Regions from separate parts of the Homo sapiens genome. Here region 1 is linked to region 2. A link is a contact called in ENCODE Hi-C or POLR2A ChIA-PET data. All regions are on one chromosome and are shown on one strand. Each heading gives the region's core, a stretch centred on a gene start or an enhancer-like site at or near the end of the contact. The rest is flanking DNA. Distances are from core to core; before and after follow the strand shown.

The links. A loop is a pair of places that touch in the nucleus more often than their neighbours do. ChIA-PET counts read pairs that join two places held with the same protein, here RNA polymerase II (POLR2A). Pooled maps may share reads with other maps.
Region 1: a map of endothelial cell of hepatic sinusoid shows a loop between it and region 2 (6-fold over the local background). The contact joins two enhancer-like sites. A Hi-C loop is called at or near these places in 1 of 168 maps with a recorded cell type or tissue (endothelial cell of hepatic sinusoid) and 1 of 50 pooled maps. POLR2A ChIA-PET finds 5 or more read pairs at or near these places in 2 of 52 experiments (GM12878 and OCI-LY7).

The regions. Positions count from the first base shown.
Region 1 is chr5:78,743,956-78,748,890 of GRCh38, forward strand. All of the region lies in intron 3 of LOC124900191 (a long non-coding RNA gene), which reads right to left. Among named protein-coding and RNA genes, the nearest start is that of LHFPL2, 98 kb to the left of the region's middle. Within about 2 kb of position 3,201, at least 5 of the 41 ENCODE cell types and tissues checked have a DNase peak (open chromatin) inside an H3K27ac peak, as active enhancers do.
Region 2 is chr5:78,696,082-78,701,608 of GRCh38, forward strand. The region is part of intron 4 of LOC124900191 (a long non-coding RNA gene); the gene reads right to left. Among named protein-coding and RNA genes, the nearest start is that of LHFPL2, 50 kb to the left of the region's middle. RefSeq lists enhancers at 3,326-4,525, 3,857-4,001 and a cis regulatory region at 3,924-3,934. Within about 2 kb of position 3,615, at least 10 of the 41 ENCODE cell types and tissues checked have a DNase peak (open chromatin) inside an H3K27ac peak, as active enhancers do.

The sequences.
Region 1 (4,935 bases), core at 1,951-4,450, 47 kb after region 2:
CTGAGGCAGGAGAATGGCATGAACCCAGGAGGCAGAGCTTGCAGTGAATGGAGATGGCGCCACTGCACTGCAGCCTGGGCAACAGAGCGAGACACAGTCTCGAAAAGAAAAGAAAAGAAAAGAAAAGAAAACCTTCCTATCTATGGAAATTAAGAATATGCTTTTAAATGTCCTCTGGATCAAAGAAGAAATCAAAATGGAAATTAGAAAATATTTTGGAATGAAGTGAATGAAATCATGAAGTGAATGAAAATGCTACATATTAAAATTTGTAGTAATCCCTTGCTTTGAAAGCATTGCACATTATGTATTGACTTTCTCCTATGGAAGAGCTAAATTTAACTCCTTAAAACCTTCCCATGTTTCCCCTTCTCCCAGTATGTCCCTTCTTTCCATTCTTCATTCTCCCAGATAGTTATAGCACATTTTGGTTAAATTAATAGTCGCTAGTTATATTATTTGACTATATAAATATTTTTCACAAAACGTGAATGGGATAGATGTTGCCTTCAAGGCAGATCAGTCTTTACCTCTTACCTACATAATTTACTTTCTTATTATACTTTTGCTATCCTCAAACCTCCTCACTCCAGCTGCCAAGGACATCAGCTAACAATAAAGTAGCTAAAAATCTCCACAATCCAGACAGTTAAGGGCAAAAGCTTCCCTGATCAAATGGCAACTCAAGATGGAAAGGGATGTGTTTGTATATTGCAAGATGGCAAGAGCAAAGCTAAGGAATGCACAAAGGAAACAGTGTTAAAAAAATAAAAAGTAGTAGATGCTTTCAAAGTGGCTGGGGATAGCTGCTTCTTTTTGGCTGTGAGAGTGCAGAGCAAGAACAGACTGAGCTGAGCATTCTTAATGATTTTATTACAAGAGAAATATAAAAGTTCAAAATGGTCTATTTATTTTCCTCCTTTTTAATATGGGGGGGAGAGGGAGGGAGACAGACAGACAGCTCCCAGGATACACATCCATTGCTTAATGGGTGTTCCCTGGGATACAAGAACTGTGCTTATGAATTTGAGTATCGAGTCCTTTCTGCTGCAACCCCTAGGAGATACTCCTCTTTATATACTAAGTAGAAAGGGCATAAGCAGAAAAGAAAGGAAAAGAATCCTCTTTCCCAGCCACAGCAGGTGGGGAGGCAGAAAGCAACTGTCTTTATTAAAGGCATCGAAGCAGAATGAATATGGTTTTGGTGTTCTGAGTTCCTGATTGGAAGCCAAAATTCCTTTTCTGACAGAAGCAGTGTGAACCCATGTAACTATCAGGAATTGTCACGTAGGGTATATTCTTGTGTCAGGATGGTAGCAGAGAATAACAGATATCATCTATAAAAAATCAGAGTTAGGGTTTTACTTTTCTCCTGTTGAAACAGATTTCTTTGGAAGAGCTGGAAACTTAACAACTATTCATTTTTCCATTCATTCAGCAGATATTTATGAAACACTTATGAGTACTAAGCACTGAGCTAGAGCTGAAAAGTCCTCTCAAAATGAACTTATAGTCTAGTAGGGGATGCAGATATAAAAAGACACTCACAACTGTACAATAAAGTTACCCTGGGTAGATATGGTGCTGGGGGCACCAGGAGAGGTAGTCTTTGGTGCAGCCTGGGTGGATGGATGGGAGGCTTCTGGAAGAACTGTCATCTAAGGCGACACCTAAAACTAAGGATTTGTAGCACTGCAGCTATGGGAAAATATTATTAATCCCAACCTTCAGACTTACTAATTTATAAGACCTAAGTGACATGTAAGTTCAAAATCGATTGTATGCTACTTTTTCCTACACAGAGATTGAAGTCAATCATACTCATTGCTGCGGATGCTTCTGAAGCTTTTCACCAGTTGCCTTATCCCTGAAACCCCTTCTTTTGCTCTGCTCTCCACATCACCACCTGAAAAGATCCCAACCCACTCAGCTGCTTTGTTCCACTTCTTTCTGACCCATTTTGTAGCACTGCCCGAAAACATTACTTGGAAATTCAATGAGAGTTCATGGTGGGGAAGGCTGGGAACTGCTTTTTAGAACTTGCTCAGAAAATGCCTTCAAAATGTAACTAGCCAAGTCTAGCTTTTGATCAAATTTTAATGATCACTCTGATATAAACCACTTTCTATTCCTGATCTGTTTCCCAGGACCTTTCCTGCAATTAATCATCAGCTAAATAGATTCAGAGGGCTCCAGGCCAAAGTAAAAAATGCTCCGAGGCTTGCAAGTGTCTCAACAGATTGTGCAGGAACTTTAGTGAGCATTCTTTATTAGCTCAGACTCACTCTGGGCCGCCTCCACAACCTGAAGTAAGGCTGGCCTGTTACCTTTGTTTCCTCTAGTTTCCATGGATACCACCCGAAGGAGCTTTGAAAGTTTCTAATATAGGCTTCCCTTCTTTTGATAATTCCCTTGGAAGTCTATGGTGGGGTCTATATGGCTCTTAGTTTTTAGATGACATGGCATTCTCTCCATCACCTACCCCAATGTAGCGCTGATGCCCTCCAGTCATTGGGAAGGCAGTGTTGGGATGGCCCAAGCACACCAGGGCTGCCTCTAGAAGCCACATTTCTTGGACTTGAGATTTGAACCTTGTCAGGAACAAAGCAATTAACTGAGTTCCCCGTAAGTTGGCCGGACAAGTGAAGTGAGCTGGAAAATTGAGGTAATTTTCTGGACCAGTCAGACTAGAAACAAAAAATAAATGTAAAAGCAACCCAGCTTCAACTTTCTGGATCTTTCAGTAAAATAATTTCAGCCCAAATGATCTGGAGAATTGCCTCCATTTTATGTTGTATTGTGGACACAGTCTTAGGGAATCCATTTGCCCCCCCAAACCGGACATCTCTACCTTGAATGCACTTTTATAAGAAGTGCTTCCTGGTTTCCCCATTTTTTTTTTCATAATCTATGTAGAGGATAGAATCATTCCTACTTTTTCTTCCCCAAGCAATGCTTGCACATGGTCACAGTTGGAAGCCGTAACAAGCAGGATGGAAGAAATCACATCCTATTCACAGCTAACAGGTGAACCTGCAAATTAATTAACTGGTGGAAATGCTCAAAACAAGTCGTTAAGGAGCCAGGTAATGTTTGTGGATGAGCTGCGTGCAGGTGGGCTGGCCATAGCCATGGCCCAATTCCTCACACGCGTCTGGGCGGTCCAGAGGGCGGGGTAAGGGGCAGGGAAAAGGGCAGTCGGGAACTTTTTTTCCTTGGCAGCCCATCTGCTGAGGTCACAAACAAGCCACACTCCAGCTGCTCTGCCATCTCGGCCTTGTGGGTGGTCTCTCATATACTCGACCAGCCACACAACACAGCCCACCCCCTGCTTATGGCCTCTGCCAGAGTATTTATTAGGAACCGTGCCTTCTTGGAACACTAAATAGCTAGGCTTCATAATTAAAGACTTCATTAGTTACTTGTTGCGAATTTCCATGGCTAATGGGACTCAGGGCTGCATTATTTATGGCATTGGAAGGCTTCCCATCAATCAATCTCAGATCTCCTCTTTTGCCAGGTGCCCACCACACACCCCCTCCCCACAAGTCTGCCAGCAGGATGGGAGGTAGTCAGTGCCATGGTTAACAGGAAAAAAACTCCCAGGGTCTCCACACTGGTCTGCATGAATTCATAGTGAGGCCAAAACTAGGCTGGGAAATGGAGCAAATCTGATGCCCATTTATCATCTTTTAATTGTCTTCTCTTCTTGCTCATCTCATAAGGGGGCATTTCAGCAGATGAGGCTGAACTTGCTCCATGGCCTGTCTTTCAAGATTGTCACTCTAGGGATTATTTTAGAAGCTCTTTGGGGCAGAAGAATGGAGACCTTTAGAGAAAAGGAGCTAAGAAATGCGTTCAGAGCTGCCAAGGAAGCTGGCAGAATACGATCATGAGATCAGTACATTTTTCCTTGAAAGAGTCATTGTGTGGCCTAGTTTGAGAAAAAGCTTTCTTTTCTAATTCCTACTGCATGAGAGAATGCATAATATCAACACAGCTGATATTTGATTACTACCTCATTTCAGGGACTATTCTAAGCTCTTTACCCTCATTCTCTCATTTACTCCTTATGCAGTAGCTCTACACCACAATCTGTTCTCCTCTTCCAAGAGTCGTAGCTGGAACATGGCTGTCCAGCCTGGGACTGCATTCCTCGGTCACCCTGGAAGCCAGGTGAGGACATGTGACCACACTTTCACCAATGGAAGCTGAGCAAGGGCCTGCCAATCTCCAGCCAGAGCTTTTAGAAAGCAGGCTGCCTCTTTGATGTTCCTTCCTCCTTTCCTGTTAGCTGAGCTGGTGGAACATGGAGTGGTCTTAAAACACAAGTTGGGCAGGCTTCGTAGCTTACGCTTGTAGTAATCCCAGCACTTTGGGAGGTCAAGGTGCGCAGAAAATGAGGTGAGGAGTTTGAGACCAGCCTCACCAACACAGTGAAACCCCGTCTCTACTAAAAATACAAAAATTAGCTGGGTGTGGTGGCAGGCGCCTGTAATCCCAGCTACTCGGGAGGCTGAGGCAGAATTGCTTGAACCTGGGAGGCGGAGGTTGCAGTGAGCAGAGATCACGCCACTGTATTCCAGCCTAGGCAACAGAGCTAGACTCCATCTCAAAAACAAACAAACAAACGAACAAACAAAAAACACAAGTTGTTTATCAGAGTTGGTGTCCAAGCCACTCACCATTCCAGAGCATCCATCCTGGGTGGTTTTGTGACAGAAATAAACTGCTTGCTCCTTAGCTTGCTACATGTTAGGGCTCTTTATTAGAAAGCTTATCTTACTACCCTAGCATACTTTGCAACAACCCTCCAATGTAAGTTTATTTATTTTAATATTTTTTAGAGACAGGGTCTTTCTCTCTCATCCAGGCTGAAGTGTTGTCACACCATCATAGCTCACTGTAGCCTCAAACTCCTGGGCTTAAGCCACC
Region 2 (5,527 bases), core at 2,365-4,864:
TCCCATCTTGTAGCTCCCATAATTCCCACGTGTTGTGGGAAGGACCTAGTGGGAGATAATTTAATCACAGGGGCGAGTCTTTCCCATGCTGTTCTCATGTTAGTGAATAAGTCTGATGAGATCTGATGGTTTTAAAAACAGGAGTTTCCCTGCACAAGCTCTCTCTTTGCCTGCTGCCATCCATGTAAGAAATGACTTGCTCCTCCTTGCTTTCCACCATGATTGTGAGGCCTCCCCAGCCACGTGGAAATGTGAGTCCATTAAACATTTTTCCCATATAAATTAACCAGTTTCGGGTATGTCTTTATTAGCAGCATGAAAACAGACTAACACACTGAGAGTCCCTGATCAGCAAGTTCTTCCTCCATTAACTCTACCCACTGGCTTATCAAAGATGGAATTTTCTGGCCTGTTGAGGGGATATTCTTGAGTCTGGAATTTACTTATTGGAAAAGAAGAGAAACAGAATTGTTATCAGCCATCTGGCTAGGGGGAAATTCAAATACAATAATAAAAGAAAGAGAGAGAAAACATCCAATTCAGTGGGCTGCTTTTGTCAGGAAATCTTATTAAACTGCTGCTCTGTGCTCAGTGTCCATGATAAAGAGCATCAAGGCAGCTTTGGACAGAGATTTAAAAGCAGGGGCAGATGAGGAAAGTCCAGCAGGTCAGGGTAAGGAAGAAACACTGTATTTGCTCCCCATACTGATGATCAGATTATAATGGGGAAGCTTGCTTCAGATAAGGCATGGTGACTCATAATTTTATCATTTTGAGAATGCAATATAAATAAATCCATACAATATGTGACCTTTCATGATTGGCTTTTTTTCACTCAGCATAATGCCTTTGAGGTCCATCCAAGTTTTTGCATGTATCAATAATTAAGCACAATAGCTTGTTTAACCATTCTCCTATTAAAAGACATTTTGGTTGTTTCCAGTTTGGGGCTACTACAAGTAAACCTGCAGTGAACATTATGTCAAGGTTTTGTATGGATATAAGTTTTAATTTATTTGGCATAAATTTCCAGGAGTGCAATGCTGGGATAGTAAGAATATGTTTAGCTATGTAGAAAACTGCCATCCTGGCTGGGCATGGTGGCTCATGCTTGGGGGTTCAGCACTTTGGGAGGCCGAGGCAGGCAGATCACTTTAGGTCAGGAGTTCAAGACCAGCCTGGCCATCATGGGGAAAACCCGTCTCTACTAAAAATAGAAAAATTAGCCAGGTGTGGTGGCGTGCGCCTGTAGTCCCAGCTACCTGGGAGCCAAGGCAGGAGAAGGGCTTGAACCCAGGAGGCAGAGGCTGCAGTGAGCCGAGATTATGCCACCGCACTCCAGCCTGGGCGACAGAGCAAGACTCCATCTCAAAAAAAAGAGAAACAAAATGAAAAGAAAACTGCCTTTCTATTTTTCAGAGTATCTGTGTCATTTACATCCCCACCAGCAATATATGAAAGGTCCACTGTCTCCACATTCTCACCAGCCTTTGGTATTGTTTTATTTCTTTTTTGAAAGATCAGAAACTTCCTGCTGCCTTCCATTTTTTCTCTTAAAAAAATCAGTATTATGTCTGTATATAAAACCTTATGTACAGGCTGGGCATGGTGGCTCACTCCTGTAATCCCAGCCCTTTGGGAGGCTGAGGCAGGTGGATTACTTGAGTTCAGGAGTTCAAGACCAGCCTGGTCAACATGGTGAAACCCCATCTCTACTTAAAAAAAAAATTAGCCAGGCATGGTGGTGAAGGCCTGTAATCCCAGCTACTTGGGAGGCTGAGGGAGGAGAATTGCTTGAACCTGGGAGGCAGAGGTTGCAGTGAGCGGAGATTGAGCCACTGCAATCCAGCCTGGGTCACAAAGCAAGACTCCATCTCAAAAAAAAAAAAAACCCACAAAAAAACCTATGTACATTTAAAGCATAATAGTAAAACAAACACCTGTTAACACACCATCCAATTTAAAAACTAAAGCATTACCAAACCTAATTCCACCCCTCTGCCTTTCCCACTAAGAAGGTAACCACGCTACTGACAGTGTAAACCAGTTCTCTGGGAAAAAACACTGATTTGCAGTTCTTGTCAACTTCCATGGTGTAAATAATCCCATGTGACTGATGTCAAGCTACCAACCTAAAGTAACTGAGTGCGGAGCTGGAAGAGATGTGTGTAGTCGGTTGTGGCAAGCCTGTACAAATCTGTTCCAGCACCACTGTTGCTAAACTTGGTATTTATCATTCCAAGAAAAAAATGCGCATGCACACACACACACACACACACACACACACACACAGTGATAGGCTGAACAATGAACCTGAGATGCCTACATTCTAATCCCTGGAACCTGGAAATGTTACAGTGAATGGCAAAGACTTGGCAGATATGATTCAGTTAAGGCTCTTGAGCTGGGGAGATGATCCTGGATTATCCAGTTGGGCCCTAAATACAATCACAAGTGTCCTAATGAATTGAGGCAGAGGGAGGATCGACTACAGAAGAGAAGGCCATGTGACCACAAAGCAGACACTGGAGGGATATGGCCAAGGAATGCTGGCAGCCACAAGAAACTGGAAGAGGCAAGGAACACATTCTTCCCCAGGGCCTCTGGAGGAAGCACAGTGCTGCCAAGGCCTTGATTTTTAGCCCAGTGAAATGGATTTCAGACTTCTGGCCTACAGAACTGTGAGAGCATAATATAATAATCTGTTGCTTTAAACCACCAAGTTTGTGGTAATTTGTTACAGCAGTGACAGGAAACTAATACACACACACACACACACACACACACACACACAGTGTTTTCTACAAATTACCAAAATATCTATAATATTCACGTAGCTAGATTTTATCTTTATACAATTGCTATGTTCTTATCCAGAGAGATTCCAGGACTTGAGTTTTTTTCACTCAGCATTGTTTCTAAGATTTATTCATTTTACTTCATGTAGCTGTAATTCCTTTATTTTCACTATTGGTTAATATATTCCATCATGGCCGGGTGTGGTGGCTCACACCTGTAATCCCAGCACTTTGGGAGGCTGAGGTGGGTGGATCACGAGGTCAGGAGATCGAGACCATCCTGGATAACACAGTGAAACCCCATCTCTACTAAAAATATAAAACATTAGCTGGTCATGGTGGTGGGCACTTGTAGTTCCAGCTACTTGAGAGGCTGAGGCAGGAGAATTGCTTGAACCCGGGAGGCAGAGCTTGCAGTGAGCTGAGATTGTGCCACTGCACTCTAGCCTGGGCGACAGAGTGAGACTGCGACTCAAAAAATAAATAAATAAATTATATATATATATATATATAAAATCATGTATTACTTATCCATTCTCGGTAGGATTTAGGTAGTCTCCTTTATCAGATTAAAGAAGACTGGTTTTTCCCCTGAACTGAGATGATACCCAGGATATTACATTTGCTTTATTCTTTCAATCAAAGATTGGGTGAGGTAACAATTGTGGGAGGTAACAAGTTGCATTGAATGTTATAAGATTCCAGGATTCCAAATACTCCACCGAGAGTACATGTGAGTCATCTTACAGATAAGGAGAGTGGGGTAAGGTACATTAGGGTGTGATGTGGGCAGGGTCTCTCCTCATCAGCCTGGAAATGTGCTCACCCACAGGAGAGAGACCGCCTGCTCCCTGCCACACCCACACCCAGCACACAAACAGTACCCAGAAGGCACGCAATCAGTGAGGAAAGAGTTGGGGCCACTCTGGTTGAGGAAGAGCTGGATGAGGGTGGAAGGCTGGCCTGAGACACAGTGACTCACCAATGTGAGGATGGCCCATTAGATGCAACTCAAGAACAAGATGGTTTCAAAAAAGATGTCTGGCTTCTAGCTGGACAAAAGACCCTTGTTTCCCTGAATATCCAGAAAGATAAAAGGCATAAATGAATCGGAATTAACCACGGATGACTCAGCCTCAGGTCACATGGGTGAGTGTTCATGAGACATTTTTCTCCTTCTGCTTTGGAAGGTTTGCCTGGGGCAGTCTTGCTCGACTGGTAGGTGAATCAGCTTGCAAGCCTGAGTGTCATCACAGCTCTCACTGTTCAGCCTCCTATTTATTTACCCCTTACCACATAGGTGAGCTCCTTCCTCAGTTTCACTAAAATTATCCCTTCCTGTGAGAATCGCAGAATTTATGGATGGTTTCAGGGGGACATGGAAGGTATATCTCATTTTGCTCCATAGCCCAAGCAAATGAAAACCCAATTTTTCAAATTAACCCTCTCTCAAGTTTTACCTCGGAATTGCTGAGTCAAAGAGCAGGAACATCTCTGATTTTGGTATACTCCCTTGGAGCACCATCATAGTCAGCCCATGAAATCAAAAGTGCTTTATATGGCAGAGCACCTCCTTACTCCACCAGAGGCAGGGCCACCGACAAGAGTGGCCTTAAGTAAGGGAAGACACAGCCGGGCAGGTACGCCTGGCAGGCTTCAAGTGGGCCACAGCGGATACCTTAGACATGTCCTGGGCAAAGGCTTCCTTATGCCCATCCCATGGCACCGTCTCTGGGGCTGGGAAGCTGGCAGACTTGACCCCTCCCCATCAGCCTTCCCACACATTTATAGGCACCTCTCAACTGTTCAACATATGGTCCTCTAGCCTGGGGATGACTTACATTTTTTTTCCTTCATTTTTTTCTACTGTTTGCCCTTTGGCCACCTAATTTGTCATATGATTGACTCCAGAGACTGGGTGAAAATCCGATGGATGATATGTGATCAAGAAAGATAAAAGGATAAGATAGCCCTAGCTACCCACATTATCTCTGGCCCTTATCATTTAGAGACAATCTTTATTTTTTTGAGATGGAGTCTCACTCTGTCACCCAGGCTGGAGTGCAGTGGCACCATCTCGGCTCACTGCAGCCTCCGTCTCCTGGGTTCAAGTGATTTTCCTGCCTCAGCCTCCCAAGTAGCTGGGATTACAGGCACATGCCACCATGCCCAGCTAATTTTTGTATTTTTAGTAGAGATAGGGTTTCACCATGTTGCCCAAACTAGTCTCAAACTCCTGACCTTAGGTGATCCACCTGCCTCAGCCTCCCAAAGTGCTGGGATTACAGGCATGAGCCACTGCGCCCAGCCTAGAGACAATTTTGAATGGCCTATATGCTACAACTTCCTGTTCATGAGTTCTTCAGCAGCTTTACTCTCCAGAGCCTGGGGAGGAATTCCACCTAGCTAGAGCACATCAAGACTATATTAAGGTCTCCTGATTTTCTTTTTAATTTTTAAAAATTTTTCTATTTTTTTGAGATGGAGTATCACTCTGTCACCCAGGCTGGAGTGCGGTGGTACAATCTTGGTTCACTGCAACCTCCACCTCCCTGGTTCAAGCAATTCTCCTGCCTCAGCCTCCCGAGTAGCTGGGATTACAGGCACTCACCACCACACCCATCTAATTTTCGCATTTTTAGTGGAGACGGGGTTTCCCCATGTTGACCAGGCTGGTCTCAAACTTCTGACCTCAAGTGATCTGCCCACCTCAGCCTCCCAAAATACTG